Regions from separate parts of the Homo sapiens genome. Here region 1 is linked to region 2. The links are chromatin contacts, found by Hi-C in ENCODE. All regions are on one chromosome and are shown on one strand. Each heading gives the region's core, a stretch centred on a gene start or an enhancer-like site at or near the end of the contact. The rest is flanking DNA. Distances are from core to core; before and after follow the strand shown.

Region 1 (6,020 bases), core at 3,521-6,020, 1.7 Mb before region 2:
ACCATTCTCCAATAAAAAGAATCAGAGCTCCTTGGAGAAAAGATTCTGATTCCAGAGTTGGGGCAAGGAAATTAAAAAATGAGTCTGGAGGCCAGGTGCGGTGGCTCACGCCTGTAATCCCAGCACTTTGGGAGGCCAAGGCGGGTGGATCACGAGGTCAGGAGTTCGAGACCATCCTGGCTAACATGGTGAAACCCCGTCTCTACTAAAAATGCAAAAAATTAGCCCGGCATGGTGGCTGGCACCTGTAGTCCCAGCTACTTGGGAGGCTGAGGCAGGAGAATGGTGTGAACCCGGGAGGCAGAGCTTGCAGTGAGCCGAGATCATCGCGCCACTGCACTCTAGCCTGGGTGACAGAGCAAGACTCCATCTCAAAAAAAAAAAGAAAAAAAAAAGAGTCTGGAACATCTGTGGTGCCAGAAAGTAAGAGGGTGCTTAAAAAATGATGGAGACATGTTGAAAGGACACAGGAGCCAATTTGAAGGGGCTCCTGTTGGCCAAATCTGGGTTTCAGCAAAAACAAAAAGTAGTAAGAGCATAATTCATTATAACCTATAGAATAAAACAAATATTCATTAAGTCCATACTGCTATAAACAGCTGAATAAATATATACATTAAGCGTAAAGAGAAAGTTTTTTATTACAGTATAATTCAATCAATTAATAAATGTAAAAATGTTGAAAATTGAAATCAATGTCTGGCAAATGTCACAACAATAATTTATTCAAGCCAGAATCATCAACATATGCTAAAATTAGTGGGCAAATATATGATGAGAAACAGGATATTTACATTGTCTCACAATATTGCCCTGCATAGTCTCACTTTGTAATTACAAAAGAAAAAATAGTGACTTTATAGTGAATAAACCTAGCAGACACCATCTTAACCAAGCTTTCAGGGATGTAAAGAGTCTCATGTCTTACATGTATAGACATCAAAAGGTAAATAAAAACACATGAAAAAATACAAACTCTTACACTGCCATGGGACAGATACATATATAGATATATGCATAAGACTAAAGATATATATCTATATAGTTTGTGAATAAAATTGGATATGATAGGTAGGCAAATTAGTACAAAAAAAGAACAAAACTAAATTAAGCATGTTAAGTAAAGTGTGTTACCATACACACATACCCGGTTGTTTCACAATAGACATGCTCCTGAAAAGTTTGGTGGACTTAAAATTAATGCAGTAACTGAGTAATTAAATAATCATAAGGCAAATCTTCCTTCAAAACAAATCATCTGTCACAAATTATAGTAGTTATATAAGTTGAAATGTTTACATATTGTGATTACATAAAATCATAAAACCTTCAACAGCATTTGCTTTTAGATTGCTTTTAAATAATCTCACTCTAGATACAGATACAGAGGTCAAACTCTGATCTTTTTATTCTAGGCCCAAAGCTATTTCCATTACACCATGCTGCTTCTCCTAACATCAGCAGGAAGACATGTAACCCCCATTATCATTTCCATTTCACCTCCTGTGTCCAAAAAAAGTGGCAGAGATCCAAATACTTTACACACCAGTAAATCTCTATAGACCACATACAAAGTAGGCAGTATAGGACAGTCATTAAGGGCAAAGATTCTAGAGTCAAACTGCCTGGATTCAAATTTTCCAGCTTCACAAGTTACTGCCTACATGACTGGATTTCTGGGAATGTATTCAACGTCTGTAATTTGTAGTTTTCTCATCTGTAAAGTGAGGATAATAACGGTATATGTCTCATAAGTCTGTTCTGAAGATTAAATATGATAATATGTATTATCATATTAGCACAGTGCCTGGCACATAGTAAACACTCATTATGTTATCTACATTAATAATGATGACAATGATGACAAGTTTTTCCTATGGAGCAATATACTTCATAGAGGATGAAGTGTTTCATGGCTACAAACAACACTCCTACCCTTGATAAATTCGTGCCGCTGGTCACAAGGAAGATAGTACGTTTAAAGTAGACAAAAATATCCAATCTACTGCACAGAAAACAACTTACTAACTATGTAAAATAAAACTAACATAATTTTACATACTACCCACATCCACAAATCTAAGTGCATATCCCACTGACAGTGAATCAGTACAGGTATAATTACCTTCACATAAAAATGTTATTTCCATCACTAAAAATTATATTTCCAACTTAAAACTGTCTTCTCTTATTACTAACCTTTTGGCATAGAGGTTACTTTATTCCACCTAATGAATGCTCTACCTAAAAAAAAGATCTTCCACATATTTGTGATGTACCAATTTGGCATGATTTCAGAGATAAAGAAATCATTTACCTATAAAAGAGTAAAGCACTTTAAATAGCAACACTTTTTTGATATAAAAACCCCAATACTAAACTACTCCAGTCAAAGACTAGCCCTACCACCAACCAGTTTTACTCTAGAAATGGTCACCGATATCTCCAGCACAAGTATGCAGAGCCGATATCATTCATATTTTTGAGCCTATTAAAATATTTATGTATGAACCAGGAAAAACAAACCCTTGGTTTTAATAGAGGCACAATATCCTAATGATAGGAAAAGGGGATATAAAATGTTCTTTAAAAATTATATAGGAGGAAAAGGGAAAGAGCTGTAATGACTTCATGAATACTCATTAGTTTAAGAATCCAAGAAAACAAGCTTGCTCTCAAGTTTTGTCAATAAAAAGAAACCTCATTGTTAACATAAATTGATTTAATATTAATTGATGTGTAGTGTTGCTATACATACCTGTATAGTTGTCATCTGGTGCAAATTTGTTAAAAGTAACATCAAAAAACATATATATATTTAATCAAACATCTACAAAATCTTTGTCCCTGGGCCAAATGCCAGAAACAGAGGGCACCAAGAAGATGTTTTTAAAATGAACTATTTTCAACAGCACAATTGCAGTTTTATCCAAGTCTGTAGCCCTATTGACTGGCTAAACCTTACCCCCATTAAGATGCTCTGCATCAAAAAAGCATTTTTAAATCATTTGTCTACTTTGATGGAAGAAAATTATGGCATGCATAGTAAAAATATTTGATATGCATGGTTTTTCAGCAAATTTGCTATTATAATTATGTTGTGCTCAGAGTAATATGAAAGTTAGTTTTCATACACCGGGTACACACCTTCAGAAGGATAGAAAGAGGACATGTGATTTGAGGCATGCTAAGTGCTATAGGGAAGCTAGACAGCTAACTTAAAAGTGGACCCAGATGAGCTGTAACATAGCAGCTGCTTACAAAGAATTGACGGTCACTCAACCATGTGAAGGCCTAAGCCATGATCTCATATTAAACAGTTTTTAAAACTATCCATAATGATCACTCAAATAAATTTAAATAATTTGTCACACACTTATTCTTCAGAGGTTATATGAAATTAAAGATGATGGGCTTCAGGCTGGAGAACATTTTCTCTCACAAAGCCATTCATTTTTTTAACATCTGGCCCTCATCCCCAATAGGACAGTGGGTGGGACTACCCAGATACCCTTCTAAGAGATATACTGAGGTTTGAATTCTACATTCCTAAAACTGAATGGAGCTTTTTGCTGCTATTTCACATGTACCTCCTCCCCCACTTTCCTTTAAACTGGAACACTGATTCTCCTTTGAAAAAGGAGTATTTTCCTTTGAATAGGTGATGGGCAAATTCTCAATTTGTTCAGATGCCTTGGTAGGTTTAAAAAAAAGTAAACAAACAAAAAAACCCATAATTTAGAAAAAACAACAACAACAAAAAGACGCAAAAGACCTGAAGCCTGAGACTTTACCTCACTCTTCTTGGTATGTTGCCTTAGCATTTCATTTGTAACAAGGATGTCAAAAGGGAAAAGGAGGTCAGTGGCTTGAATGACCTGAGGTGGGGGTAGGTTCCTGTTGCTTAAGGAAAGAGCAAAGGGGACGAACTTCACTGAGGCGCTAAAAACACTTTGATGGAAGCTGGATTTTCGAAGAGCCAAAATATTAAACTACAGACAAAATTCAAAGAGTGGGCTGGGTACAAGTAGTGAAAAGGTTAGTCGCCAGGCAGGGAAACACCCGACGGTGGAGGGAGGGGAGGAAAAGTTTTAAATACCCACCACAGCCTAGTGAGCCTTTAATTAGCGTCCCCCACTTCTGACTTTGCTCTTGCCCCCGGAGGAGCTAGCTGCAGGGAAGCAAGCAGCCCTATTTTTAAGCACTTAAACCTCTCCGTTGGACTTCAGAAGGCTTGAGTTACCGGTGTTGCAAATAACGTTTCTTCCTAAACATGAGAAAGCAAATTTGAATTCCCTAGTCAACGCCAAAAGGAAGATAAAGGGACCCCCCCCCCAAAAAAAAGGTAATTTCAGCGTGAAAGAGCGGTGATGGGCGCGGGGGAGGGGAGGAAGGACTTACCGCAGCCTCTGCAGGCTGCCCCCAAAGACTCAGGGCCAGTAAGAACAAGCCGGCAGCCAGGCTGACTCCACGCAGTTTCATTCTTCTCCGGCTCCCGCAGCTCCTTCAGCACCCGCACGAAATTCCCGGCTGGCTCTAACCAATTGACATAATCTTGAGGGTTTATATGGAGAGAGCTAGAGCCGGAGAGGGACAGTGAGGCTTGGGTGAAGAGAAAGAAGCTTTTTAAGAGTGGAAGAAAAAAAAAAGAAGAAGAAGAAGGAGCTACTCTTCCTTCCCCCCTCCCCTCCCCAAAGCCGGTCTCTCAGGAGAACTTTTCCCTTCTGTCCAGACTTGCAAACTTTTTCTTCACTCAATTCCTACAGATCTACTTTCCTCCCTCTCTTCCCCGTGCAAGGCCCCCCTCCTCACCAGCACAAGGGAATTTGAGTATCACTCCGCCACAGTTTTAGACTGCACCGGCAACCTGCGAGGGAGTGACGCTCAGTTATTTGGGGGAGGGAAACTTCCAGACTAGTTGACTGAGCACCATGAGTCCAACCGGGAAGCTTTTCTATTCGTTCATTTGCACCTTCCGTTGATACTACTTTTCTAGGCTCAGTTCCAATCTCATTGGTGTGCGTACCAAAGCCAATTACAAATAGATCTAAACTGGGACTATTTTTTTAGCGGATGGATCTCAGAGGGGCCGTGCTTTTTATTGTTACTCATTAGAAACAAATTTTGGTCGGTGCTCCCTGGGCTGCTGGTCTTCTTTACCTTCCAGCTGCTCACAGAACAGAGAGTTTCTACATACAAGCAGAAGATGTGAAAATATTGGGAATAAATAAAGTATATGCTTATAAACAAGTAAGAAAATAAGTATATGTGCGTGAATACTTTATGTGTGTTATATACGTATAAGATCTGGGAGCATTCAGCAGGTATTGGTAATTATTCTATGGTATTATGTTATTATAATACAGCTATATCTCTGTTTAGCTGCATTGAATCCTATAATTAATGCCTCCTATATTGAGCTAATGTAAAAGGTATTGACTCTCATTGTAGTTGTGTTTCAGAAAGATTTAGGGCAGGGAATTAAATAAATTTAGTGCAGTGTTTCTTAGAATTAATATAAACACTTAATTGGAAATATTTAAATAGAGTTGATGGCAGCTGAATCGATATCTCCCATATAAAGACTTGAATGTTCCTTTGATAATTCTGATATATAGATTTTTTTTAAAGTAACAAAAGAACTAGAAAATACTTTCTGCGGACTCCTTGGAGAATCTTCAAGAATTTGATGAAGAATTCTTCACAACATTTCTATCTTCCTAGAATTAACCACTTTAGAGTCTTTCAAGGTTTTGGATCTATTTCACGAGGGCCCACTCATCCTTAGGTTCTGCTTAGCTCAGAGTGGATTTACAACTCCAGAAACTGTCTCCCCTTCCCAATAGCCTAGTGTACTATCAATTTGAATCAGTGTTGTATGCATTTGGGCATGTGTGCAAGGGCACTTTCGGGCCCATCTGTCTTATGTGGGAATAGTATGCCTATGTCTCTTTATGTGTAACCTAACAGTAAAGTTGAAAGTATATGATGCACAGTTGCTTAGGTCTTAGCGTATAGGT
Region 2 (5,989 bases), core at 106-2,605:
GAAACCTCTTCTTTTTCAAGAACGTTAGTCACCTGTTTTGCAACTCAATAACCTAAATCAGATTTTTCAGAAGCAAACAAAAGCACTGATACCAAGTCACTTGGGACTTGAGACCACTGGGCAGAGAAGAACCCAAGAACTAAGCAAAGTTTCCACCAAAATTGCAATGAGGTTAACAGGGCACAGTAGCACAATCTAGTATTTGATACCCAGGAAACATGGAGAGAAAAACAGGGAGAGGAGGGGAAAATCTGCTGCCAGTCTGAGGTTGTTAAAAAGCAGAGTGAGGAAGAGATTTCCAGGTGATCTCCTCGGTCATTTAAGACCCGATGCCCACCACCACTTAATCCAAGGCTAGACACCCTTGTGAAAAACCAGGAAAAGGGAACGCAAAGAGCTCAAACAGTCCTTGATTTGCCAGCCTCTGCACCCGGTTTGTTTTACCCTTTTCCACCAGAGAGGCAAATGAAGGATTTTTTTTTGCCCAACACCCAGGCCTGGTGAATCTCGGGGAGGACCCTGCCCCACTCCGTGGGGACAGAAAGAGCACCCACTTTCCTTCGGAGCAAGGGGATAGGACGAGGAGGGCAATGAGGAAAATAAGAGAAACTGGCCATGGCAGAGGTCTGGAGGGGTGCAATCTAGTAGCTGCACTCACCCGGGTGAGACATGGGGATGACCTCATTGCGGGTCCCGGGGAAGTTAAAGATGACGGCTCCAGACGCCCCTCTCTCATAAGCCAGATGGATCTTGTCTGCGAAGGTGCAGCCCCCGCCGCGTTGGATGAGGGCCAACCAAGAGACTTGCACGGTGCTTCCCCAAACCGTGGGCACCGTGAAATTCGTGTGCGGGTTACAGGCGTTAAGCGCCCCGGGCCCGTCGGGCGGTACCAGGACCCCAGCCACAGGCTCCAGCGGCGAGTCCTGGCCGTACACGCCCTCCTCGCTCAGCTCCCACACCGTACGGTTCACTCCCGTGTGCGGAACCCGCCAGGACACGTTGAGGTACGCGGTCCACACTGCTTCAGCCCCCCGGGAACCGGGTGCCTGCGGACTCAGGGCCAGCAGGAAGCACCATGCCAGCAATCTGGAAAAGCCGCAGCCACCGCGGCAGGAGACCCCGGCCCCAGGCGGCGGCCCCATGGCGCGCGCGCTCCGCAGTTCCCTAGCGCCCCTGGCACGCGCCCTCCTAGCGCTTGGCAGGACCCTGGTCTTGAGCAGGTGCGCGCCAGGTGGGGAAGGAATGGAGTGAGACTGGGGAGCTGCGAGCTACGTCGGAGCCAGGAGGCACGTAGCGTCAGCACACAGGTTGCCGCAGATGCAGCTCCTCGGAGCTCCAGTCTTCTCCGCTACCGCGGCTGCCGCGTCGGGCTCTGGGGCTTTAGCGTGAAGCTCCGCCCAGCCGACTGGGGGTAGAGGTGGCTGGGAGGGAGGAAAGGACACTGCGGGATCCGCCTCTTAAAAGGGTAACAGGATGGATCGATGTTAGAATAGGATCTGAGGCTGTGTGGCTAGGTGTGTCGCGTCGTTTTATAAAAAACGGACAGGCGAGGAACGATAAAGTCCGCAAACATAAAGCTTTCTGGCAGGATTCGAGTCGGTTTTGAATTGCAAGAATACATTTTTCCCTCCTAACATTTGCCTAAAGGACATTTCGGGCTTACGGTGCCAGAATGTGAAGTACAGTACTTCTAAAAAGCGCAGATCCAAAGGGTCTGAGTTGTAGTCAAGGGAATTTGGGTAGGGAAGGAATTTGAGTAGAATCAGGCTATTTACTGATTCTCTAGAGGGGGGAAGGGCAGGAAAAGCGCGCTGTTACCCTTTCTTACTGACTTCAAATGGCACCTTTCTCTTTCCCTGCTCCTAAGAAGCCTCATACATGTGTATTTCCTCACCGTTACCCTAGGTTTCATGTACCGCATCAGATGCCTCTTCTAAAACTAATTTTAGTCCTCACAAAAGAATGACTGTTTTCACACACCTCAGAACCAAGCCTTTCTTCTGCATTTTTCACAAACCTGACTTACCCTAGCGGATGTTCCTGCGCTATTCATGACCTTAACTACATAATCTTTCTCCATTTCCCACTAACTGAAAGGAGCCTGACTCGCCTAGGCGATTCACTCATGGCATTATTACATTACGATTTATCCTTGCTTAAGTATTCAATTTTTGTCTACCCTGTCAACTATTATATTTACTAGATGGTTAACAAATGAGCCTTGAATTAAGCTGAATTAATATACCTGCTGTCTGATAGTTATGAATAACTTTTGACCTTGGGGAACTTCCCTGTGGCTCAGTTTCCTCATCATCTGTAAAAGGGGGATAATAATTGCACCTACCTCACAGAGTTTTCAGATGATTAAATGAGTTAATACATGTAATAAAGCACTTAGAACAATGCTTAGCAATATAAAAAACATGTTAAAATTATTAAACAGGTTCAGAGACACAATTCTAAAATAATATTAAAGTTTTAATTTGAGGTAATATCAGAGAAAATGATGTTCAAGATGTTCAGTCTTAGCCACTTTTTCAGTTCAAATAAATACAGTCTACTTTATGCAGCTCAACATTTGTTAAATTTCTGATCAATTACTCCCCTCAATCCCTGGCCCAGCATTTACTTAATCAATGTTATTTACAAAGATTAAGCATGGACCAATTCTGTACTTGATACTCTTATGGCTTGAGAGAAACCTAGAGGAAAATTAACATCATATACCAAACAACACCTAGAACATAAATAAATGTGCAATTTTGTGAAACATATACTCTTAGGTATTGAAAAGGACTTTAGAGGTCAAAGTGGGTATATGAGACCAATAGCATGGTACCCCCAAATACTGATGGTAATCTCTGAGATAAAAATTACCTAGGGGAAAAATGGGTAGGACCAACCACCTCTGAGAAATGGTACAATTCCAGAAATTGTCTGATTTTGCTGGTGAAGAGCATTCAAAATTCAATTGATATTACCTGAATGACAGCCAACTATATTGTACTTTGAAGAAACAATGTGTTCAGAAGAAAGAAGGTATTTTATAGCTACAAAAATGAAGTTCAGAGAGACATTTATTAATGTTTTTCCATTCATTATTTTCTTAAATATTTGTTGTACATCTGCCATAAGCCATGGGCTGAGCATTGTGGTGCAAAATCAAATAAGACATCAACTCTCCTATCAAGAAGCTCATAAATTAGTTTTGATGAGAAGGACAAGTAAAATGGAAAGTGCAGTATAGAGTGATATATGTATATAGTGTAAGCACTATGATGGAGATATGACAGGGTAGTAGTGGATAACAGAGAAGCACCTAACCCAGACTGAGAAGTAAGGAAAAGCTTCCCAGAGGAGGTTAGACCTGGGCTGAGTTTGAGACAGTAAACTTTTCTAGGCAGAAAACAACACAAGGAAAGGCATTGAAATATGAAAAAGAAATGTTAGGAAGCTACAATTACTACAGGCCCAGTAAATGCAAAATGGTTGGAACCTAAAGTAACAGAGGGAGGGTGGTAACAGATCATGTTGGAGAGGTACATGGGGGCCAGTTCTTGAGAGTCCTTTGGGTAAAGCTAGGGAGTTTAGACTTTATCCAAAAACGAGGAGTAATATAATCAGGGTTTAATCAGGGAGTAATAGAATCAGATCTGAAGTTTAGAGATCCTTCTCTGTGGATAATAGATTGGAGGGAATGAGAATAGCAGCAGGGAGCCCATACAGAAGATGGTTGGCAGTGCTACAGGTGAGAGATGAAGATGGCTTGGATAGACAGGTAGTGGACATGAAGAGAAGTGGGCAGAATGGGAATGTTCTTTGGTGGTAGAATCAACAGGACTTGGTTTGGGGGATGAAAGAGAAGGAGGAGTTAGAAATTACTCTGAGGTTTTTGACTTGGAAGACTAGATGACATTCAATCAGGGAATACAGGAGGAGGGTTTTAAATGTATAGAATGGGTAGAAGGAGAGATGAGTTCACTTTAGATATGTCGATTTTGAGGTGCCTATGATGTAACCAGGTAGAACTGTGTGATAGGCAGTTGAGTTTCCGATCACTGAACACCTACTAAGTGCAAAGCATGGGAGAGACAGGGGTGTAGAGAGACAAAAGAAACAGCCCTTGCCTTCAATGAGCTCATGGTCTAGTGAGACAATCAGAGAGATAAACTATCAATAACAGTACAGTGTAATACATGTTATGACTGAGAAAAGTATAAGGCGCTAGGGCAAGACAAGTGTGACTGAGTCTTTAAGTACAAATGGAGTGACCCAAGCAAAGAGAGTAAGGATTTTCAGGCACAGGCAAGAGTATATTATATGAGAACTCCAAAGAACATTCAGGGAACTAGCATTCAGTAGTTCGGTATGGTTGGGATATAAAGTTGCAAAGGTGGAGCCAAGGGAAGTGAAGCTAGTCAAATAACTTGTGCCAGAACATGAAAAGTTTAGAAAATTATACATACATACATATATATATATATATTTTAGACAGAGTTTTGCTCTTGTTGCCCAGGCTGTAGTGCAATGGCATGATCTTGGCTCACTGCAACCTCTGCCTCCCAGGTTTAAGCGATTCTCCTGCCTCAGCCTCCCAAGTAGCTGGAATTACAGGCGCGTGCCACCATGCCCGGCTAATTTTTGTATTTTTAGTAGAGACGGGGTTTCACCATGTTGGCCAGGCTGGTCTCGAACTCCTGACCTCATGATCTGCCCACCTCGGCCTCCCAAAGTGCTGGGATTACAGGCGTGAGCCACCGCGCCAGGCCAGAAAATTATATTAAAGCGTACGGACTCAATATGCATGCACATGTGTATACACATACATAAAGCAAATATGGCAAAATGACAACAAGTGATAAATCTAGATGGTGGGTGTATGGGTGCTCATTGTACTTTTTTTCCTACTTTTCTTATACAGTATTTTAAACATTTTGTAATAATGAGTTTAAAATTGTGAATTTATATTGAAGTCAATGGAGCGAATGAATGGTATGACCAGATTTGAACTTAAAGAGATCATATGGATTGTATGAGGACAAGACTGATGAAAAAGAGACTAGTGAGGAGGCCAATATCTCCAGAACTATTCTGGAGGTCTAGACACTTGTGGAATGGAGGTATCAGACTACCATAGCTTGATAACGTGAGTCATTAAAATCATCCTATGAACCCCCCTTGCTCTGAGTTCATCCTCACCGAGCAACCCTACTTATTATCAGTTAGCTCCTCATGTAAATATGCCTACAGGGAGATAATGTACTGATTAGCAAACACTAGTATCTGGTCCACTTGGAAGTTGTACTTCTCATTATAAATTAATCAACTGGCATTCTGGCTTATATATTGGTCTCTCGTGAATTTGGTTAAGTGTGAGTCAGTCCCCAGAAACCCAGTCTCTGGTTATACTACCAATCAAATTTCGAGGCTTACAAAGCTAAGAACCAGATTGTAGATCATGACTGCAACAAAGTACTTCCACTCTATGGAGACTTGCCTGGGTAACCCACTGGTTTTACCCAACCGTATTCCTCTATTTCACTGTGAGTTATTTTCTAACTACAACAGAGCCTTGCTACCAAGAGTGAGGTCTGTTGATCAGGAGCATCAGCATCATCAGGGAGCTGGTTAGAAATGCAGAATCACAGGTTCCACCCAGACCAACTGACTTGGAACCTGTCTTTTAACATGATCCCCAGGGGATCTGCATGTATATATGTTTGAGGAGCCCTAGGGTAGACTAGAGTATTCCTGACAGGTAGCTAGCATCCAGCATCTGCTTGAACACTCCCAGTGTCAGAGCTCACTACCTCACCAAGCATCCCATCCTGAGTAAGACTACACTTTTCTTGTTGGGAAGTTAATTTAAGTATAGTTTCACCCTGTTTCAGTCCTTCTTCTTCCTTCCACCCTCCTCTTCCAAACCCAGGCCCCCAGAGTTTCCATGCTACTCCCTGGCCATATCACTACTCCACCAGGACCTTTGCTC

The links. A loop is a pair of places that touch in the nucleus more often than their neighbours do. Pooled maps may share reads with other maps.
Region 1: a loop to region 2 is called in a map of psoas muscle, with 7 times the contacts of the local background. The contact joins the promoter of COL4A5 here to the promoter of RNF128 in region 2. A Hi-C loop is called at or near these places in 1 of 168 maps with a recorded cell type or tissue (psoas muscle) and 2 of 50 pooled maps.

The regions. Positions count from the first base shown.
Region 1 is chrX:108,438,588-108,444,607 of GRCh38, reverse strand. It overlaps COL4A5 (collagen type IV alpha 5 chain), which reads right to left and starts at 4,770. Exons shown (of 53, transcript NM_033380.3): 1 at 4,402-4,770. The coding sequence starts at 4,482. It also overlaps a transcript of COL4A6 not described here.
Region 2 is chrX:106,722,067-106,728,055 of GRCh38, reverse strand. RNF128 (ring finger protein 128) reads right to left here and starts at 1,355. Exons shown (of 7, transcript NM_194463.2): 1 at 659-1,355. The coding sequence starts at 1,142. RefSeq lists an enhancer at 920-1,508.